2 separate regions of the Homo sapiens genome follow, and region 2 is linked to region 1. A link is a loop called in an ENCODE intact Hi-C map of the cell type or tissue named here. Cell type or tissue: prostate gland. All regions are shown on one strand. Links, peaks and the distances in the headings refer to the core of each region. The heading gives the core; the rest is flanking DNA.

The links. Hi-C counts contacts between places; a loop is a spot of excess contacts. Peaks named below come from ENCODE experiments on the same cell type or tissue, not always from the same donor. Only the 100,000 strongest peaks of a DNase experiment are listed, where the experiment ranks them.
Region 2: it touches region 1 in a loop (2.4-fold over the local background); 1 of 110 quality-filtered maps calls a loop at or near these places.

The regions. Positions count from the first base shown.
Region 1 is chr2:31,509,852-31,526,098 of GRCh38, reverse strand. It overlaps SRD5A2 (steroid 5 alpha-reductase 2), which reads left to right. Exons shown (of 5, transcript NM_000348.4): 5 at 1-3,619. Among named protein-coding and RNA genes, the nearest start is that of SRD5A2, 63 kb to the left of the region's middle. In prostate gland, for the core only: a CTCF peak has its summit at 2,045 (motif pointing right); no DNase peak of the experiment used is centred there.
Region 2 is chr2:31,580,987-31,584,986 of GRCh38, reverse strand. It overlaps a transcript of SRD5A2 not described here. Among named protein-coding and RNA genes, the nearest start is that of SRD5A2, 2.0 kb to the right of the region's middle. In prostate gland, for the core only: no CTCF peak of the experiment used is centred there; no DNase peak of the experiment used is centred there; H3K4me3 peaks cover 502 bases; H3K27ac peaks cover 644 bases.

The DNA of each region.
Region 1 (16,247 bases), core at 131-4,130:
ATGTAATAGTAGGTCTCCTGGCGTTCTGCCAGCTGGCCTGGGGATTCTGAGTGGTGTCTGCTTAGAGTTTACTCCTACCCTTCCAGGGACCCCTATCCTGATCCCCAACTGAAGCTTCAAAAAGCCACTTTTCCAAATGGCGACAGTTGCTTCTTAGCTATTGCTCTGAGAAAGTACAAACTTCTCCTATGTCTTTCACCGGGCAATCCAAGTACATGTGGCTTCATACCCACTCCCTGTCAATGCAGGACAACTCTGTAATCAAGAATTTTTTGACTTGAAGGCAGTACTTATAGACCTTATTAAAGGTATGCATTTTATACATGTAACAGAGTAGCAGAAATTTAAACTCTGAAGCCACAAAGACCCAGAGCAAACCCACTCCCAAATGAAAACCCCAGTCATGGCTTCCTTTTTCTTGGTTAATTAGGAAAGATGAGAAATTATTAGGTAGACCTTGAATACAGGAGCCCTCTCCTCATAGTGCTGAAAAGATACTGATGCATTGACCTCATTTCAAATTTGTGCAGTGTCTTAGTTGATGAGTGCCTCTGTTTTCCAGAAGATTTCACAATCCCCGGAAAACTGGTATGGCTATTCTTGAAGGCCAGGTTTTAATAACCACAAACAAAAAGGCATGAACCTGGGTGGCTTATGAGAGAGTAGAGAACAACATGACCCTGGATGGCTACTAAGAGGATAGAGAACAGTTTTACAATAGACATTGCAAACTCTCATGTTTTTGGAAACTAGTGGCAATATCCAAATAATGAGTAGTGTAAAACAAAGAGAATTAATGATGAGGTTACATGCTGCTTGCCTCCACCAGATGTCCACAACAATATGAAGTACAGCAGAAGCCCCAAGCAACTTTCCTTTCCTGGAGCTTCTTCCTTGTAGTTCTCAGGACCTGTTCAAGAAGGTGTCTCCTAGGGGCAGCCTGAATGCCTCCCTCAAAGGACCTGCAGGCAGAGACTGAAAATTGCAGACAGAGGGGCACGTCTGGGCAGAAAACCTGTTTTGTTTGGCTCAGACATATAGTTTTTTTTTTTTTTACAAAGTTTCAAAAACTTAAAAATCAGGAGATTCCTTCATAAAACTCTAGCATTCTAGTTTCATTTAAAAAGTTGGAGGATCTGAACATACAGAGCCCACATTTCCACACCAGAACTGGAACTACGTAGCTAGTAAGCATTTGAGTTTGCAAACTCTTGTGAAGGGGTCACCCCAGCATGAGTGCTGAGATATGGACTCTCTAAGGAAGGGGCCGAACGCTTGTAATTGGAATACATGGAAATATTTGTCTTCTCAGGCCTATGTTTGCGGAATGCATTGTCAATATTTAGCAAACTGTTTTGACAAATGAGCACCAGTGGTACTAAGCACAGAAACTCACTATATAAGTCACATAGGAAACTTGAAAGGTCTGAGGATGATGTAGATTACTGAAAAATGCAAATTGCAATCATATAAATAAGTGTTTTTGTTGTTCATTAAATACCTTTAAATCATGGATGTTAAGCAGTTTTGTTTGAATTAAAATATCCTGGGACTTCTGGAGATTTTCACAAGGTATTGGGGTGTGCTTCCCTGTCCCGCCTGTCCCTCATTCCCATTCACCCTGTCTGTAGTGTCGTTTCCTTTCTTCTCTTCTCTCTTCATGAAATTAGGGGCTGTGTGCTGGAAATAAAGAAGTATGACTTATACAGCCTCTCAGCCACAATTCAGAACTACAAGGAAGTACAATAAAGGTGCAGGAAAACGTCATGAGGTTAGATGCCACTCCTGGTGCTGAGGAATACACAGGGGGAATGAACACACTTGGTGAAGTAAATCTTCAGGTGTAGCTTGAGCTCTGTGACATAAAAGACTTCCAGTTCTCTCCATGACATTGAAAACTACCTTGCTTAAGTCCTTTATTTTACTACCATGTAAAACATCCAGGCCGGTCCTTGAGATGAAATAAATATACAATAAATGGCAGTACTCAGTCTCAGGACAAAACCGCCATTTGGCAATTTCACTTTTTGCCACAAGAGGGCGCTTTCTAAAATAGTATTTAGTCCAACCTTGACTTAATTAGGTCCAACCCCAGTCCTGTTGCCTGATCGTGGACCTTTCAAGTTAGCATGATCGTGGAACTTCTTAATCTGAATATAGGGTAGAGTAGCGTGAACTCTATGAAAGCTGAAACCTTCCCTTGATAATTCAGGTATTCTCAGTGTTCTAGGGCTGTTGTGTTCAATGACAGTTTGTCATTGTTTAGGGCTAGGATATGTATGTGGATTAAATACAGTAAAGGTCTGAACATGTGCTCATCTCTAAACATATTTCTTCCCACTTTTAAAAATAGGGTGCAACAAAATTATAGTTAATTGAGGTTTCCATGGACTGTTTTTTGGCTAAAATAATCTAACAGTGTCCTAGCTCACAAGATACTCTATCTTGGTCTTGCTGAAGCTTTCACGGAAGAGGCGTTTTCCTGCCAACCTTGAAGAAAATGTTGAGTTTTGTTTGTTTTTCAGAATTTAGACTTAAAGAGCTGAAGCAGACCTCAGACATCAGCTATTCCTACCACTTCACATTATAGGTAGTGACACTGAGACCCACAGAGTTAAAAGGCCTCCTCACAGCTGGTACAGAGCTGGTCAGAGCAGCCATCTCATTTTGTCCCTTTGAGGGTCAGATGTATGCTTCTTCTGCTTAAGGCACAGCCTTTAGGGCTGCCATCTGGATTTCTACAGAGCTCATGCAGGAGAAAAATAGCCAGAGCTTAAGTGCTGTTGCATAGTTCAGTTTATACACCTATTGTCCCATGCCTGTTTGTGTGTGAGGCTTCCCTCGCTCCGTGGGAGCACCAGGCTCATGCCCTTTCATAAACCTATTTGACAGAATAGAGAGTTTTCCCTCATTGGTGTAGTCAAGACAACATGTGTGTTCAGCATGGAAAAAAGGTTTCAGGTCATAAACCCCCTTATCCCTAATGCTTACTTTCATAAAGAACAACAGTGGCTCCACTGTATTCTAAAAGGAAAAAGGAGCTCTAATGAGAAATACGCAATTAAACAGCTATTTAGGCGGCTTAGACCCTTTCAGGAACAAATAAATAAATCCGTGGTTTTACAACCCTGAAGTTTGATAATAGCTCTCTTGGATTTTTGTGGTTACCTCATGGCAATCTCACTAAGAAGCAGGGGAGCAAGCTCTTGGCACATGAAGGAATAGGCTCATGAAGATTCATTTCTTTTCCCGCTTGGCCTTTTGGTTCTCTAATAAGCTGTGAGCTGAGGTCCATGCAGGGAAAACAAGGAGGGTAACGGCAAATGTAAAGTGAATTTTTCTGGAGAAGGATGCTGATTATTTTATAGCATCTACACTATCCTATGATGAAAGAGGCATAGAGCCGGGTGGCAATGTGAGTTCTTGGGTGATTTAATAAGCCATCGAGTGGATTTAATTTCTAAGTAAGACATTTGTTTATTCTTTGTACAAGTCCATGGAGTTGTGATCTTAAAGAGTTCTGTGTTATTTGCATTGTGCCTCATTTCTCCCCATCAACCTTAGCTTGAGATTTGGATGAATAAAATAAATAACTGGAGAAGGTTAAAGTATGCACCAAGCTGTGTTAGTTTCTTTAGTCCTGTCTTTTTGGGTTGAGGGTTTGGTTTTGCTCAATGCAGTAACAATCTAGATTCTTTATTGGAGGGATAGCGAATATCCCTTCCGACATGGCAAGCTGGCTGGGAGGAGGAGGACAACAGAGAAAGTGGAGGAAGGAGGGGAGTAATGAGCGAGGGTCTAAGGGAGGGTTGGCAATGGAAGGCCCTTGAGAGAGAGGGGCCTCCCACTGACAGAGTGGGCTTCCTCCCTTTCCTGTGTCCAGGCTGCACAAGCCTGGTCCCTTCTTTATCCTCCCAGGAAAAGACCTCCCTCTGACAGAGAGAATAAACACTTGTTAGAGCTCCATTTCATAAAAGAAGAAGCTGACTTTTAAAAAACACAAGCCATTTGGCTGTGCTTCACCATAAATAATTGTATTTCTGTCTGCTCACCTCGTAAAGATAGTTTTAGTTCTGCGTAGTAGTGACATTGTGAGAAAGAGGTGAAGTAATTGCTCTTAGAGCGTGTGGCAGCATCCAAGTCGGCTGAGGCCAATGGGAAGATGGGAGCATCCAGAAGAATAAGCAACTGCCAGGGTTCCCCTTTTCAAGGCCTTTGTTTTCCTTTACTCCAGACGCACTCCCCAAAAAAGGATCCTTCCTTATAGAGAAGCGTTTTTACAGTGTTGACTAGAAAGCAATACCGTAAAATCAATTAAATTTTGTCAATGTATTAGTGCTTTCATTTGTTACAAGTTGCCTTTCAGATACTATTTCATTAAAATAATTCTTTATGATGGTTTATAACAGGATAAGCTCTGAACAGATAAGTAAGTGAGGGGAAGTAGAAATAGGAGTAAAAAGTAAAATAAAGCCAGAGATAAAGTTAAAATGCAAAAATGCCCTTGGAAGATCATGTACAGTGGCTAAATCTAAACATAAATTGGGTCCTGAGTCTCCAAAGTACAGAAGGAAATTACCAGTTGCTAAATCCACAACATTCACAAAAGAAAAACAACTTGACCAGGGAAACACAACTATTACCGGTACTGAGACTCATGATAAATTTCTACACTGTGTGATGTGGGGAACTATGTTCATGAGAGCATCTTTACAATAAATGCAGGGGTCACTTTGTGCAGCTTCTTATAATGTCTTTCCACAAGGACAACATTCTAATGCGCAGCTCAATTCTTTAGAAGCAAAGGGGATGAGGAGGTTTTTTTTCCACTTAGGGTGTAGAAAGCCACCAGATAACCATTCCTACTCTAAAAATGAGAAAAAACCAGATAGTATATAAGATTATAACTTTTTGAGCCTTTTAATGAACTGAGATAGGAGAGCAACCAGAAGAACTGAATTTCAGAGGAAACACACAAACCGTTTCACTTTCAGCGGAGTATGGGAGGAAGAGGTAATGGCCATAAGAGTGGGAAAGAAGAAAACAACAGAAATTTCAATGAATTATCAATAGCTGAGTGGAACCTAGCATGAGATTAGAATCCCTGGGAGACTCAGACACTTGGCTGAACAAGCATCCAGATCTGCCCCAGGATGAGGAGTTTCCTGGGACACAGGACTTTCTGTGCTCAAACTGGAAAAGTCCTAGGCAGACCAGGATGACCTGGTCACCTTAGTCTGGTTGCCAGGTCTTTTACCCAGACCTCCACCTGGAGCTTATGAGGTGGGTTGGGGACAGGGAAGGGGATCTGAGAGGGCCCTTCTTTGGTGGTGCATAGTTACAAAAGCCCACTGTATTAGTTCGTTTTCATGCTGCTGATAAAGACATACCTGAAACTGGGAACAAAAAGAGGTTTAATTGGACTTACAGTTCCACATGGCTGGGGAGGCCTCAGAATCATGGCTGTGGAAAGAGAAAAATGAGGAAAAAGCAAAAGCGGAAATCCCTGATAAACCCATCAGATCTCGTGAGACTTATTCACTATCACGAGAATAGCATGGGAAAGACCAGCCCCCATGATTCAATTACCTGCCCCTGGGTCCCTCCTACAACATGTGGGAATTCTGGGAGATACAATTCAAGTTGAGATTTAGGTGGGGACACAGCCAAACCATATCATCCCACCCCTGGCCCCTCCAAATCTCATGTCCTCACATTTCAAAACCAATCATACCTTCCCAACAGTCCCCCAAAGTGTTAATTCATTTCAGCATTAACCCAAAGTCCACAGTCCAAATACTCATTTGAGACAAAGCAAGTCCCTTCTACCTAGGAGCCTGTAAAATCAAAAGAAAGCTAGTTACTTCCTAGATACAATGTGGGTACAGGTATTCGGTAAATACAGCCATTCTGAATGGGAGAAATTGGCCAAAACAAAGGGGTTACAGGGCCCATGCAAGTCCAGAATCCAGCAGGTCAGTCAAATTTTAAAGCTCCAAAATGATCTCCGTTGACTCCAGGTCTCGCATCCAGGTAACGCTGATGCAAGAGGTGGGTTCCCATGGTCTTGGGCAGCTCCACCCCTGTGGCTTTGCAGGGTACAGCCTCCTTTCCGGCTGACTTCACGAGCTGGTGTTGAGTATCTGTGGCTTTTCCAGGCACGTGGTGCAAGCTGTTGGTGGATCTAAAATTCTGGGATCTGGAGAACAGTGGCCCTCTTCTCACAGCTCCACTAGGCAGTGCCCCAGTAGGGACTCTGTGTGGGTCTTTGACCCCACATTTCCCTTCCACACTGCCCTATCAGAGGTTCTCCATAAGAGCCCTGCCCCTGCAGCAAACTTGCCTGGGCATCCAGGTGTTTCCATACATCTTCTGAAATCTATGCAGAGGTTCCCAAACCTCAGTTCTTGGCTTCTGTGCACCTGCAGGCTCAACATCACATGGAAGGTGCCAAGGCTTGGAGTTTTTACCCTCTAAGGCCACATTCTGAGCTGTACATTGGCCCCTTTCAGCCATGGTTGGAGCAGCTGGAACACAGGACACCAAGTCCCTAGGCTGCACACAGTGTAGGGACCCTGGGCCCAGCCCTTGAAGCCACTTTTTCCTCCTGGGCCTCCAGGCCTGTGATGGGAGGAGCTGCTGTGAAGGTCTGTGACGTGGCCTAGAGACATTTTCCCCATGGTCTTGGGGATTAACATTAGGCTCCTTGCTATTTATGAAAATTTCTACAGCTGGCTTGAATATCTCCCCAGAAAATGGGTTTTTCTTTTCTATCACATTGTCAGGCTGCAAATTTTCTAAACTTTTGTGCTCTGCATCCTTTGTAAAACTGAATGCCTTTAATAGTACCCAAGTCATCTCTTGAATGCCTTGTTGCTTAGAAATTTCTTCCACCAGATATCCTAAATCATCTTTCTCAAGTTCCACAAATCTCTAGGACGGGGGCAAAATGCCTCCAGTCTCTTTGCTAAAACATAACAAGAGTCACCTTTAGTCTAGTTCCCAATAAGTTTCTCATCTCCATCTGAGACCACCCCAGCCTGGACCTTATTGTCCACATTGCTATCAGCATTTTGGGCAAAGCCATTCAACAAGTTTTTAGGAGGTTCCAAACTTTCCCACATTTTCCTGTCTTCTTCTGAGCCCTCCAAACTGTTCCAACCTCTGCCTGTTACCCAGTTCCAATTCCACATTTTTGGGTATCTTTTCAGCAATGCTCCACTCTACTGCTACTAATTTACTGTATGAGTTCATTTTCACACTGCTGATAAAGACATACCTGAAAGTGGGAACAAAAAGAGGTTTAATTGGACTTACAGTTATATATGGCTAGGGAGGCCTCAGAATCATGGTGGGGGGTGAAAGGCATTCCTTACATGGTGGTGGCAAGAGACAAATGAGAATATCACTATCACGAGAATAGCACGGGAAAGACTGGCCCCCATGATTCAATTACCTCCCCCGGGTCCCTCACACAGCACGTGGGAATTCTGAAAGATACAATTCAAGTTGAGATTCGGGTGGGGTCACAGCCAAACTATATCACCCACCTTCTTCCAGGGCTTTCTGTTATAGAAAGCAAAACCTGCAAGCCTCTGGGAGAGGGATACGAAACCCTCCTTCTCTAAGACACAGGCAAAGGTCCACTGACTCTAGGGGAGGGGATAAAGCAAAAAAGAACCAGAAAAGAGGGCATTCAGGAAACTGCCCCATCCCCTGCTATACTGTCACTGAGAAAGGGGTAGAAACAAAAACTATTTCTTCTAAGGGGGTGGGTGGGGAGAAGGCAGCAAATCCAGCAACTCTGACCAAGAGCCTTGTTCCAAGGAGCAAGCATTAGCAGGCTACTGCATGGACATCGGGAAATGGCCCCAGTCTCAGGCAATGTTACACTGATGCTGATGGAGGGGTAGATGCAGAAGCTGTCTGTCCTCAAGGAGGGGAGAGGAAACCCAATCTGGACAGAAGCCTGCAGAGCTACAAAGAAGAGGTCTGCATCACTACGGGTCCCTCCTGACTAAGACTCCCCCACAGTCCAGCATTTGGCTGCAGAGTGTGGGATATGGTGCAGGAATGCTGAGAATTCCACACCATAGTGGCCGAGCCCCTTAGGACTCACCTAAGACTGAGGCTGGAGTAGGGGCGCCTAGGAACTATCCTAAGTCCAGCATACACCTCACACCCAATAGTGAGCAAGAGCAAAGAAGAAAAGAAGGGAAATTTCAACAAATTATCAATAGTTGAGTGGGGCCTAGCATGAGTTTAGAATCCCTGGGAGCCTCAGATACTCAGTTGACCAAGCACCCAGTTCTGCCCCAGACTGAGGGGTTTCCTGGGACACAGGACTTTCCATGCTTAAACTGCAAAAGTTCCCCGCAAACCGGGATGAGTTGGTCTCTACTGCTGGGGAGCACACAGAGAGAACCACGCATGTGGCACAGGCATGCTGAGAGCTGAGAGTAGAGAAGAAACAAGGAATAGCCCCTCTGGCCCTCCAGGCCTCACAGTAAGCACAAGGCAGCAGCAGCTCATCGTGGAAAGAATCTGAGGAGTGTGATGCATTACAAGTTAATTCAGTAAAACAAACCCCAAATCTAGCCTGTTCCCCCAGCCCCCAACTTATGATCTGGTAGAAAAGGCAAGCTTAATTCTGGGTATAAATACTATTTACCTCAGTCTCTACTGTTCCTTTATGTTTGGCGTTGAATAAAAAGTATGAACACACATACACATACATAAAACAAGGCAAAAAACAAAAAGATAATCCACTGTGACGAGATAAAGCAGTCAACAGAATGAGACAAAGAAGTGGTCCAGATATTAGAACTATCAGATAGGGACATTAAACTAATTATCATTAATATATAGAAGGATCTAGAGGAAAAGGTGGTGAACATGCATGAGCAGATGAAGAATGTCAGCAGAAAGACAAAAACTAAACAAATTCCAAGGGAAATGCTGACAAATCTCCCCACAACATCAAGAGATAAAGAATTAATGGGCTTGGCAGCCTGGATACAGTAAAAAATCAGTAAACTTGAAGACAGATCAATAGATTTATCCAAACTGAATCAAAGAGAGAAAAAAATATGTGTAATTAGAGTCCCATAAGGGTGGGGTGGGGCAGAAGGGGGAGGGGAGAGAGAGAGAGAGATAAATTGAGACAGAAGATTTCTTAAGCAAATGCATAAAGAGAAAGCAGACAGTTAGTCCTCATCTGGAAAACTGTGAAGTGGGTGAAATCTAATGTGAGCAAATGATTATCCTCTTTCTTCTGGCATCATACTTTCTGGTATGATGCCAGAAGAAAGAGGTTACCTGTTAAAGAATATCCAAACTATGTTAGTTGTTGACAGCACAAGGTCTGATTGTATCCAGGGGATATTTGCATTTCACTGAAGGAACATTTGCATAAAGATGGAAGGTCTTCAAGGTCCACATTAATGAATTTATGGTGAAATATCCACCCTCTGCCCAGCTAATGGGACTAATTTGAGGTCCATACCTTATCTAAGACCACTCATACACATCATTCGAAGTGGTACTCACATTAAACCTTCTAGGATGAAGGCTGGACTTTTATACCCATTGTTTCAGTTGTGACTCAAAGGGGTCCAGCCACAGGGCAGAGAGGGGCTGGAGCTGTGAGCCTGCTTCCTGGGTCAGTAATTTTGTTTCTGTGCTCTATGAGACTGATGCACAAACTTGGAGGCTCAGGACTGTGACAGTCCCCAACACCAGACAGTCTAGCAGAGCACCTAGAGCCAGGAACTTTCCCTCCAACAGTTGCCCTATGGTTGTGCTTTTCAAAGTATTGTTTCTGGACCCCTCCATCAGAATTGCCAAGGTGCTCCTATTCTGTCTGATCTACTTTGACATTTAGTCATGTTCTCACCACACTTTATCCCACCTTTTCAGAGCCACCACTATCTCTCAGAATTGTCATAAAAGTTTCTCAACTGATCTCCCCACTTCCATACTTGCTTCCCCATAGTGTATTCTCAACACAGCAAGCAGTCAGAGTGATACTTTTATAAGTACTTGTAAACCTTTTCGCATCATCTTCAAAACAGTATTTGGGCTCCCATCTCACCCAGAGCAAAAGAGTAAGTCTTTGCAGTGGCCTACAAAGCTCTACAGAATCTGGGCTCCATTACCTCTCTGACTTTATCTCCTGTTGCTCTCCATGTGGCCCACTGTCCACTACCATGCTGACTTCCTGGAAGATCCTCAAAACCCCCTCAGCCCTAGGATCTTTGCACATGCTCACTCCTCTGCCTAGAACGCTCTTCTTTCAGACACTCACGTGGCTCACCTCTCACTTCCTTCAGGTGCCTGCTCAAATACCGCGTTGTAAGAAAGGTCTTTCCTGCCCATCCTGTTCAACATAGTGCCCCACTCCTACCCTTGGTACACTTTCTGCCTTATCCCTATAATGGTTTTCAAAGCACTTACACCGTCTAATACACAAGACAGTTCCTAGTTTATGTGTTCATTCTCTGTCTTTCCCCACTAGACTATAAGCCCCCGAAGGCAAGGACTTGTGTGTTTTGTCCTCTGCTGTGTCATCAGTATTTGCATGGGTGCCTGGCATAAAATGAGAGCTTAGTAAATATTTATACTATGGGAAGAGCTAGAAGCAAATTTTCCTTTCTCTAAATGTGGGGGTACTTGGAGAGAAAAGGACTCCTAAACATGGCTAAAACATGTACAAACTTTACTGCTGCTTCCCATCATCCTGAGACCTGGGAGGAATAAAAGAAAGGATGGCAAGCTGAATGGGATTTTAAAGGCTAGATCTTGCCATTCTAGGTAATTAATACATGACTCCTGCTCATGATAAAGAAGGTGGTGGTGTTTGCATCAGTGTATGGATCTCTAAGGGGGCTGGGCCTGGTATCATCCAGTCAAGCATAGAGCAGAGTGTCCAGGCAGGTCCTGGCAGGTGTGGTGGAAGATTGGCAGTGGCCACTGGATGAGGTGCATGTCCTGATGCCTCAGGCAGTCCTGGACAGACGGTCATTTGGCTCCTTCTTTTTGGCATAGGTTGGCCACTTGTCAAGTGTGGCCAGGCCTTCAGGCTGGGCTGCTCGGTCATAAGTAATACACTAACCTGGCTGGGCACGGTGGCTCATGCCTGTAATCCCAGCACTTTGGGAGGCCGAGAAGGGCGGATCACGAGGTCAGGAGATCAAGACCATCCTGGCTAACATGGTGAAACCCCGTCTCTACTAAAGAAATACAAAAAATTAGCCGGGCATGGTAGCGGGCCCCTGTAGTCCCAGCTACTGGCGAGGCTAAGGCAGGAGAATGGTGTGAACCCGGGAGGCGGGGCTTGCAGTGAGCCGAGATCGCACCACTGCACTCCAGCCTGGGTGACAGAACAAGACTCTATCTCAAAAAAAAAAAAAAAAAAAATAGTAATACACTAACCCTTTAAACACACACACACACACACAAACACACACACACAAACAAGCACAGTTCCACATTTCAACTCTCATTCTGGTGCCTAAATTCAACCTGTCCTATGATTATGTTGCATTTTCAGCTTTATATTTAAGGTCTACACAGAATTCCACTACATTAGGAAACATCTTGTGACAAACCGTCTCATTACAAGTGTCATTTTCTTGAGGAACTCCCATAGAGGGTGATGTGGTTTGGCTCTATGTCCCCACCCAAATCTCATGTCAAATTGTAATCCCCACACATCAGGAAAGGGGCCTGGTGGGAGGTGATTGGATCATGGGGGTGGATTTCCCCCTTGCTGTTCTCATGATAGTGAGTGAGTTCTCATGAGATCTGGTTGTTTGAAGGCTTGTGGCACGTTCCCCTTCACTCTCTCTTGCTTCACCATGGTAAGACGTGCTTGCTTCCCTTTCACCTTCCACTATAATTGTAAGTTTCCTGAGGCTTCCCAGGCATGCTTCCTGTTAAGCCTGTGGAACTGTGAGTCAATTAAACCTCTTTTCCTCATAAATTACCCAGTCTCAGGTAGTTCTTTATAGCAATGTGAGAACAGACTAATACAGAGGGGATTGCCCATGGATCTTAATTAAGGGAGTGGGCCAGATGCTTCTTATGCACATTAAACACTGAGGACAGTGTTGTTGGCTTATATCTTGTAAAAGCTAACTTTCTACCTCTTCTTGCAGTTTGATTCAAAGAAGTCTAAAAGAGTCCTATGACACAAATGTCTTCCTTTCTAGCCACCCGTGGGGTCAAAAGTTCCTACCCTGGCACTCTTTTTGGGAGACAGAGACTTTTACGTAAGTTAAAGCACCAGGTGACCTGAAATTGCTCTAAGTTAAATGCGTCTTGGCAGGGATTAAATGGTTTGGTTGATCCCTTGTCCCAGGGCAGAGAACAAGGTGAGGAAACAGAAGCAGGGGAGAAGGCTGCAGAGGGAAGGGGCTGAGTGGCACTTGGGGTGCCCTCTGGTAGTAGGGACTGCTTAGGTGCACAGATGGGAACATGAGCAAGTGGGATTGAGGTTTGAACTCTGGGCACCCCAGAGACTGGGGAGGCCAGGAAGGTAACAAGGAGTAAACTTCAGAGGAGAGATATTTAATTAACTGCAAAGAAGACAACACATCTGATTGTGAACTCCTCATCACTGGAGTGTTCCAGAGAGCCTGGAGGATGACTTGCTGGGGAAGCTCAGGTTGAACAGAGGCCTGAGTTTGGACTTGGGCTCTCTAAGGCTCCTTCTAGATTTATAACTCTAAGTGCCAGGCATTGAATGTATAATTCCTGGTTCACCAGTTTGCCTGGGCCAACCTGGCCTGTAGTTCATGTGGTTTATGGGAATCAATCCAGGTCTGTGTAGAATTTTCTGAGGCATTAATAATTCAGTTGCAGTAAGCTCCAAGGCAGAGCCAGTAACATCTGAATATGAGTCAGTAAAAAAATGCAGGACTCAAGAAGTTTAGTTCAAATCAAAGGAAAACTCTATCTCCTGGAGCACTAACTTCCAAATTCTGGGCCACAGCTATTCTAGGAGTCAAGTGTGGTGAACAATCACCTGGGCGACACAAGGAAGCATCTCTGGGGAGAGCTGGCTCTTTGTGGTAGGGGGATGGACAGTGCCTACAGAAGTGGGGTCAATGCTCAAACACTTTATTCACATTCAAGGGAGCAGGTGGGGGAAAACAGATGAAACTATAATGGCTGGTCAGAAACTCTAGAAGGGTCATATATCAGTGACTTCATTATGCAAATCACTTCATTAGGCAGGAAAAATTTTCTGTTTCATTTACTTTTAGGAGAAAGAAAAACATCATAAGAGAGAAAAATGATATTAGAAATTTCTTTAATCTATTTGATAAGAAGTTATTTATTTACAATAAACTGCATCTATTTCAAGTATACAATACAATGAGTTTGACACTTGTATACACCCATGTCACAACCACTACAATCAAGATACAGGATATTTCCTTAACTTTAAAAACTTCTTCATACCACAGTCCATTCTCCCCTTCACCCATGGTTGTAGACAACCACTGATTTTCTTTTCTTCAGTATATATGTGGAGTCTTCAAATAATTCACAGAAAATGCATATTATGGAAAACCTATAATGGATTTAAAATATTTTTTGTGCCAAAATAAACTTGTACCAGGTAGTTATAACATATCTGAACAGGATCTAGTTTGAGGCACTAAGAAAGATAAGAAAGACATGGGTTTGAAAGACCCCCTATCACAGCAACATGAATTCTCCTAAAATTGAAGCAAGAACGAACATCCACTTGATGCTGAAGCTTGGGTGGAAGAAGGGTGAAATCATTGATGCTTCACAAAATGTTTAAGGAGGCAATGCCCCAAAGAAATCCACAGTTACAAATGGGTAACTCATTTTAAGAAGGGACAAGATGATATTGAAGATGAAGCCTGCAGTAGCAGACCATCACATCAATTTGTCAGGGAAAAAAGAATCTTGTTCCACTCTAATAGAAGAGGACCGATGATTAACAGCATGAACAATAGCTAACACCATAGACATCTCAATTGGTTCAGCTTACATATTCTGACTGAAAGATGCCCACATAAGCTGGGGCCAAGAGCAGAGCTTTCAATGGACATTTTAAACAATGGGATCAAGATCCTGAAGCATTTCTTTGAAGAATTATAACAGGAGATAAAACATGGCTTTACCAATATGATCCTAAAGACAAAGGACAAGCAACATAATGGCAGCCAACAGGTGGAAATGGTCCAGTCAAAACAAAATTGGACCAGTCAAGAGCAAAGGTCATGGTAATGGTTTTTTGGGGGATGCTCAAGGTGTTTTGCTTGCTGACTTTCCGGAGGGTCAGATAATGGTAACATCTGCTCATTATGAAAATGTTTTGAGAAAGTTAGCCAAAGCTTTGGCAGAAGGACACCCAGGAAAGCTTCACCAGAGAGTCCTTCATCATGACAATGCTCTTGCTCATTCTTCTCATCCAACAAGGACAATTTTGCAAGAGTTTTGATGGGAAATTGTTAGGCTTACAGTCCTGATTTGGCTCCTGACTTCTTTTTGTTTCCTAATCTTAAAAAAGTCTGTAAAGGATACCCATTTTTCTTCAGCTAACAGTGTTAAAACAAAACAAAACACAGTATTGACATTGTTTAAATTCCCAGGACTTTCAGTTCTTTAGGGATGAACTAAATGTCTGATACCATCACAAAAAAATGTGTCATGACTTTGATGGAACTTATGTTGAGAAATAAAGTTCACATTTTCTATTTTATCTTTTCATTCAATTCTGTTCACAAACTTTTCAACTCCCTCTTGTATTAGTTTGCATTTTACCTAAATGGAATCTTAAGTATGCACTCTATTATATGTGGATTCCTTCACTCACTGTAAAAATTATAAGATTAATTCATGTAATTGATTGTATCAGTAGTTTATTCCCTGTTTTTCTAAGTAATACTGCATTAAGTATCTCAAAGTGTACCACATTTTATTTATTCTTTCACATGTTGACGGATACTTGAGTTGTTTCTAGTTTTTGACAATTATAAATAAAGCTTCTATGAATATTTGTGTATAGATTTTTAGCAAACATACATTTCATGGATAAATAAATAAATTTCTTGGGTAAACACATAGAAGTGAGATTGCTGGATTAGGTATGCATATGTTTCTAAGAAACTGCCAACCAGTTTTTCCAAAGTACCTGCATAATTTTCCATTTCAGTCAACAATGTATGAGAGTTCCAATTGTTCTGCATATTCACAAGCACTTGATATTGCCTTTTTCTTTAGCAACCCTAATAGGTATGTAGTAGTAATTTTTTGTCTTAAATTTGCATTTCCTTAATGTGTAATGATGTTGGGCATCTTCTCGTATGCTTATTTGCCATCCATATTTCCTCATTAGTGAAGTGTCTAGATCTTTCCTCATTTAAAAAAATTGTGTCGTTTTCTTATTGCTGAGATTTTTTGTTTGTTTGTTTTGACAGGGTCTCAGGTTGGAGTGCAGTGGCACAATCATGGATTACTGCAACCTCAATCTCCTGGGCTCAAGAAATCCTCTCACCTCAGCCTCTTGAGTAGCTGGGACTACAGGTGTTCACCACCACACCTGGCTAATTTTAACCATTTTTGTAGAGACAAGGGTCTCACTATGTTGCCCAGCCTGGTCTTAAACTGGGCTCAAGAGATCCTCCCATCTCAACCTCCCAAACTGCTGAGATTAAGGGCCTGAGCCACTGAGCTGAATCTACTGTTGAGTTTTGAGAGCTATTTACATATTTTGAATACAAGTGTTCAGTCAAATGTATCTATTGAAAATATTTTCTACCAGCCTGTGCCTTGTCTTTTCATTCGTGTAAGAGTGTTTTTAACAGGTAAAAAATTTTAATTTAAATGGAGTCTAATTTATTAATTTATTTCTTTTATGGATCATACGTCTGGTGTTATAGCTAAATAACTCTTTGCTTAACTCAAGGTTATAAAGATTTTCTTATTTGTTTTCTTTTAGATGCTTTATAGATACACTTTTTAATTTTATTCTATGGCGCATTTTGAGTTAATGTTTGTGTAACATGTAAGATACAGATTGAGGTTAACTTTCTGTTCTTGTATTTTTCCTGATGACTACCCAATTGCTTCAACATCATTTGTTGAAAAGAGGAACTCTTCTGTATTGGTTTGCTTTTGCACATTTGCCAAAAATCTGTTGACTATATTTGTAGAATCTATTTCTGCATTTTTTATTTTATATGACTGATCTGTATGTGTATATT
Region 2 (4,000 bases), core at 1-4,000, 59 kb before region 1:
ACGAAAATGCTCTTTGCACCACACCACAGCTGCCAGGGTGTGATGGAGGGGTGGCTTCAGTGCTTCAAGACTCCTTCTGCAACCTTTTCAGTGCCTTTTTCAGCAACACAAAGTTAAAAGCAGGTACTGCAAGTGCTCACTTGAGTTTTGGTTCTTGTGAAGGAGCTTTGCTTGCACAGATAGTTGTTAAATTGGTGTCCTTGTTGGGGAAACAATCAGTGGAGCCTTCTATTCCACCATCTTGCTCCACCTCCCATAGTACTATACATCTCTTCTTTTGGCTAGTTCTGTTTGGATATTTTTGCTATAATAAAACTGTAGTTGTAAGTATAGTGCTTTCCAGAGTTCTTTAATTTTTTTTAGTGAATTATCAAGCTTGAAGGGTTAGTGGGGATTCCTAAATATGGTAGCCAGCTGTTTAGAAGTATAGGTAGCTTACGTAACCTTGAACTTGCAGCTGATGTCTGAAGTAAGGACAGTGTTATGGAGGACCATGTCCTTAACTTTTGAAGTTTGGCTCAACTCTAGTAGTTGTTGTCAAAAGTTGATGTAACATGCCTAGTAATTTTAGGAATGCTGGATATTGTAAAGGCTATATTCTTACTTGTCTGGATTTAATTGACTTCCTTTAAACAGTGTTGGACTGTGTTAGGTTACTTGTGAGTCATCTTGATCCTTTGGGGGATTGATTTTATGTTTTGTTAAGAAGATAGCTTTTATTCTACCTAATTCCAATACTCTGTAGATCATTTCTACTACTAAACCATGGCCTTCTGGGATCTCCCAGCTAGCTGTTTCCTGGAGATTATAAATGACTCTAACACATCTTTCATATGCAAACCAACTAATTCAGGGCTCATACGTTCCCCAACCACTTCCTTTATCAGGACTCTACACCCTGGGCCACTATTCTCCTGCCCTAATCAGCCAGGTCCAGGTAACAGAAAAGTAAAGACAGCCGCTGTACCCCAGAGCCTGCTAAAAGTATTCAAACGAGCTAATCCTAAGCCTGATTACCTTGTCATGCCCACTCTTTCCTGCAGAAACTACAGTAAAGGCTCTTGCCCACCTTGACCCCTCACTCCAGCTGCCTCCTAACACTGGTGCTTCTCCATGTGGTCTTGGGTGGTGTGCTGTGTCTTCTGTTTGTAGGGATCTGTCGATATAAACCTTTTCCTTCACGATAGTCATTTCTGTGTCTGCATATGTTACCACATTGATTAAAAAGAGTAAGTACTGTATGATTCCACTTACCCGAAATTCAAAAGCAGACAAAATTAACTTATGGTGTTAGAAGTCAGGGTAGTGGTGTTTTTTTTTTTTGCTTTTTTTTTGGTTTTTTTTTTGCTTTTTTTTTGTTTTTTTTTTTTTTCCTGGAAGGAGGATGTAAGGAGGCAGGAGCACAGATCCTGATATGCTGATAATCTGTATCTTGACCTAGGTGCAGCTTGCAAGAGGGTGTTCAGTTTGTGCAAATCAACCAAGCTGTATATTTATAATTGGGCACTTTCTTCTTGCATGTAATACAGACCAGTTGCATTATTGGTTCCAATTTTCTACCTCCCACTATATCCCTGCCCTTTACCATGTAACTTTACAAATAGTCTCTCACTTTGGCTCTAGAATCCACCATATGACTTGATTTGGCCAATACAATAAATAGGAAGTAAGGGTGTGCTTGTTCTTGGCCTGAGCCTGAAGAGGCCTTGTGTGTTTCTTCTACTCTCGTACTTTTGTTATTAACATTATATAGACATGGTGGAGCTAGCTCACTCATCCCAGGATGAGAGCCTCAGCTAAGTTTCTCCATCCAAACACAGCCTGGAGCTGGGCTCTAACTTGTTACACAGATGAATGAGTGAATATTGTTAAGATAAGTCAAGCCCAGCCCAGATTTCTGACCCACAGCCAACCCACAGATGCATAAGCTGAAGATGACTGGTTTTATCAAGCTAATTGTTATAATAGTGGAGAAAAGATCATGAGGACAAAAAGTGGGCAGAGTCGGAAGAAAAGAGAGGAAGAAATTGAGACAGAAGACATTTCATTTAAAAAAATATTCCATTGAGCTGGGTTTGAAATAGTGCACTGCCTGTTCTCCTAATGCTGTATGGTATCATGAAATCTATTGTTTACTGAGTCTATGAGCCAGCTTCCTAGGGAGGCTATGGCAATTGAGGACAGGGAAGAGGTAACACTCAGGAACATAGAAGGAGAATTTGGGTCCAAGTGGGTGGAGGGAAAAATAACTGGGTTTAGTTTTGGGTAGGGCTGGTTTTGAGGTCTCTGAAGGACATGTAAGTGGAGTTTTCCAGCAGGGAGAAAACGCAGAGCTAAAGCTCATATCTTTGCTGGCAATCTAGATTTGGGCATCTTCAACAAGCAGGTTGTAGCTGAGGAAGCTGGGACTGGACTTGTACTCTAAAGCCAGTGCAAAAAAAGCTTGAAACGGCTATGATGGCTAAGACCTGGCTTTTCCATGAAAAATGCTTCGGTCAGTATGAGTGATTCCAAAGTGGTGATCAATTAAAAACTGAAGTATGATTAGCATTAATTATAACCCAATGGGAATATGATAAACGACTCTTGGTCAGCAAGCAGAGGGTGCCCTGTAGTGCTAAAGCATCACCATATACCATGTGTGCCAAGAATCAGGAGACACCCCAAACGGGAGCAGATGAGGGGTTGTGTCTGTCATTGGACCAGCTGGCCTGATCCAGCAGAAGTGGATGGAGATACACTGAATGGGGCTCCTGGGAGGCGTGAGTTGAAGGGGAAGGAAGAGAAGAGACCTCCAAAGTAAGGGAAGAGTGAAAAATGAGAAGGACTGGGGTGGAGCCCCAAGTAGGGACCAGAGGAGAAAACAGGGATAAAGTAATCAAGGGAGATGGGACAGGAAGATGAAAGAATGAGGTAAACAGCAGGTGGGAAGAGGAGGTCAACCTAAAGGAGAAAGCCGGGTCGAAGAAAGAAGGAAGAGAAGAAAAGAAGGGTTGGGAAACAGAGGAGGAGGCAGCCAAGAAAGCCTGGAAGCTGAATCATAGAACGGAAGAGGTAGAAGACGGAGGGGCTGGAGGATAACATAAAGGTGGGAAACGGAAGAGAGAAAGAACCGCGTCTGCGTGTATGACGGCTAGACAGGAGTTCAGAGAACAGCGGGGTCGCCAGGCCACCACCTGATGGGCCACGGCTCATTGGCTCTAGGAGCTGGGAAAGGGCATCCCAGGAAAGAAGCCCTAGACTTTAGCCTGAGTCTGGGCCACTCTAGGGGACCGGGAGTGGGGTGGCGGGAGAGGACGCGCAGAATCTCGACTTCTGGCCCCAATCTGTGCATGATCACCCGAGCTCAGCGGACGCTCCTCTCTGACCCAGGCAGGCGGCTCAGGGACGCGTGCGGGGATGCAGAGAGAAACCGCTGAGGAATTAGGGCCGGGAGAGACTGGTACCTGCCGGGGGCGTGTGGTGGGGCAGAGCTGGCACTGATGCTGAGAGTGGCTAAGGAGCGCGGCGCCCCAGAGCAGAAGGGCTGGCAGACGCTCAGAGAGCCAGGATGGTTCAGGGTCCAAGGAAGGTCCTATGTTGGGTGGGAGCTGTGAGGGAGTGAAAGTGCATGAGGAACCGGAGGAGATGGAAAGACCTTGGCTTGGGTGTTCGAGGGTGGGACTGCGTGGTGACCGACGGCACAGAGGGTGTGTGTTGGGGCGGAAGAACCACCCCAGCTGAATCGTCCCCGTGGGGTTTTCTTCCCGTGTCTTAGTTCCAGAAGTATGCGCATCAGACGCTAATAGTTGAGGAACAAGTCATGGAAGGACAGCCTAAGCGGGAGGTGAATGTAAAGCCGTGGAGAGGGCGGGCGAACTAAGAAGGCCTTCGTTCTCCTCCGGCCACCGCGGCTGCATCCTTGAGAAAGGGGTATTGCTGCGAACCGCGCCAGGGCTGGACGCGGCGAGGTGGGAGGCAGGATGGAGGGGCGGGAGCCAAGGCCGAGGGGGCGGACACG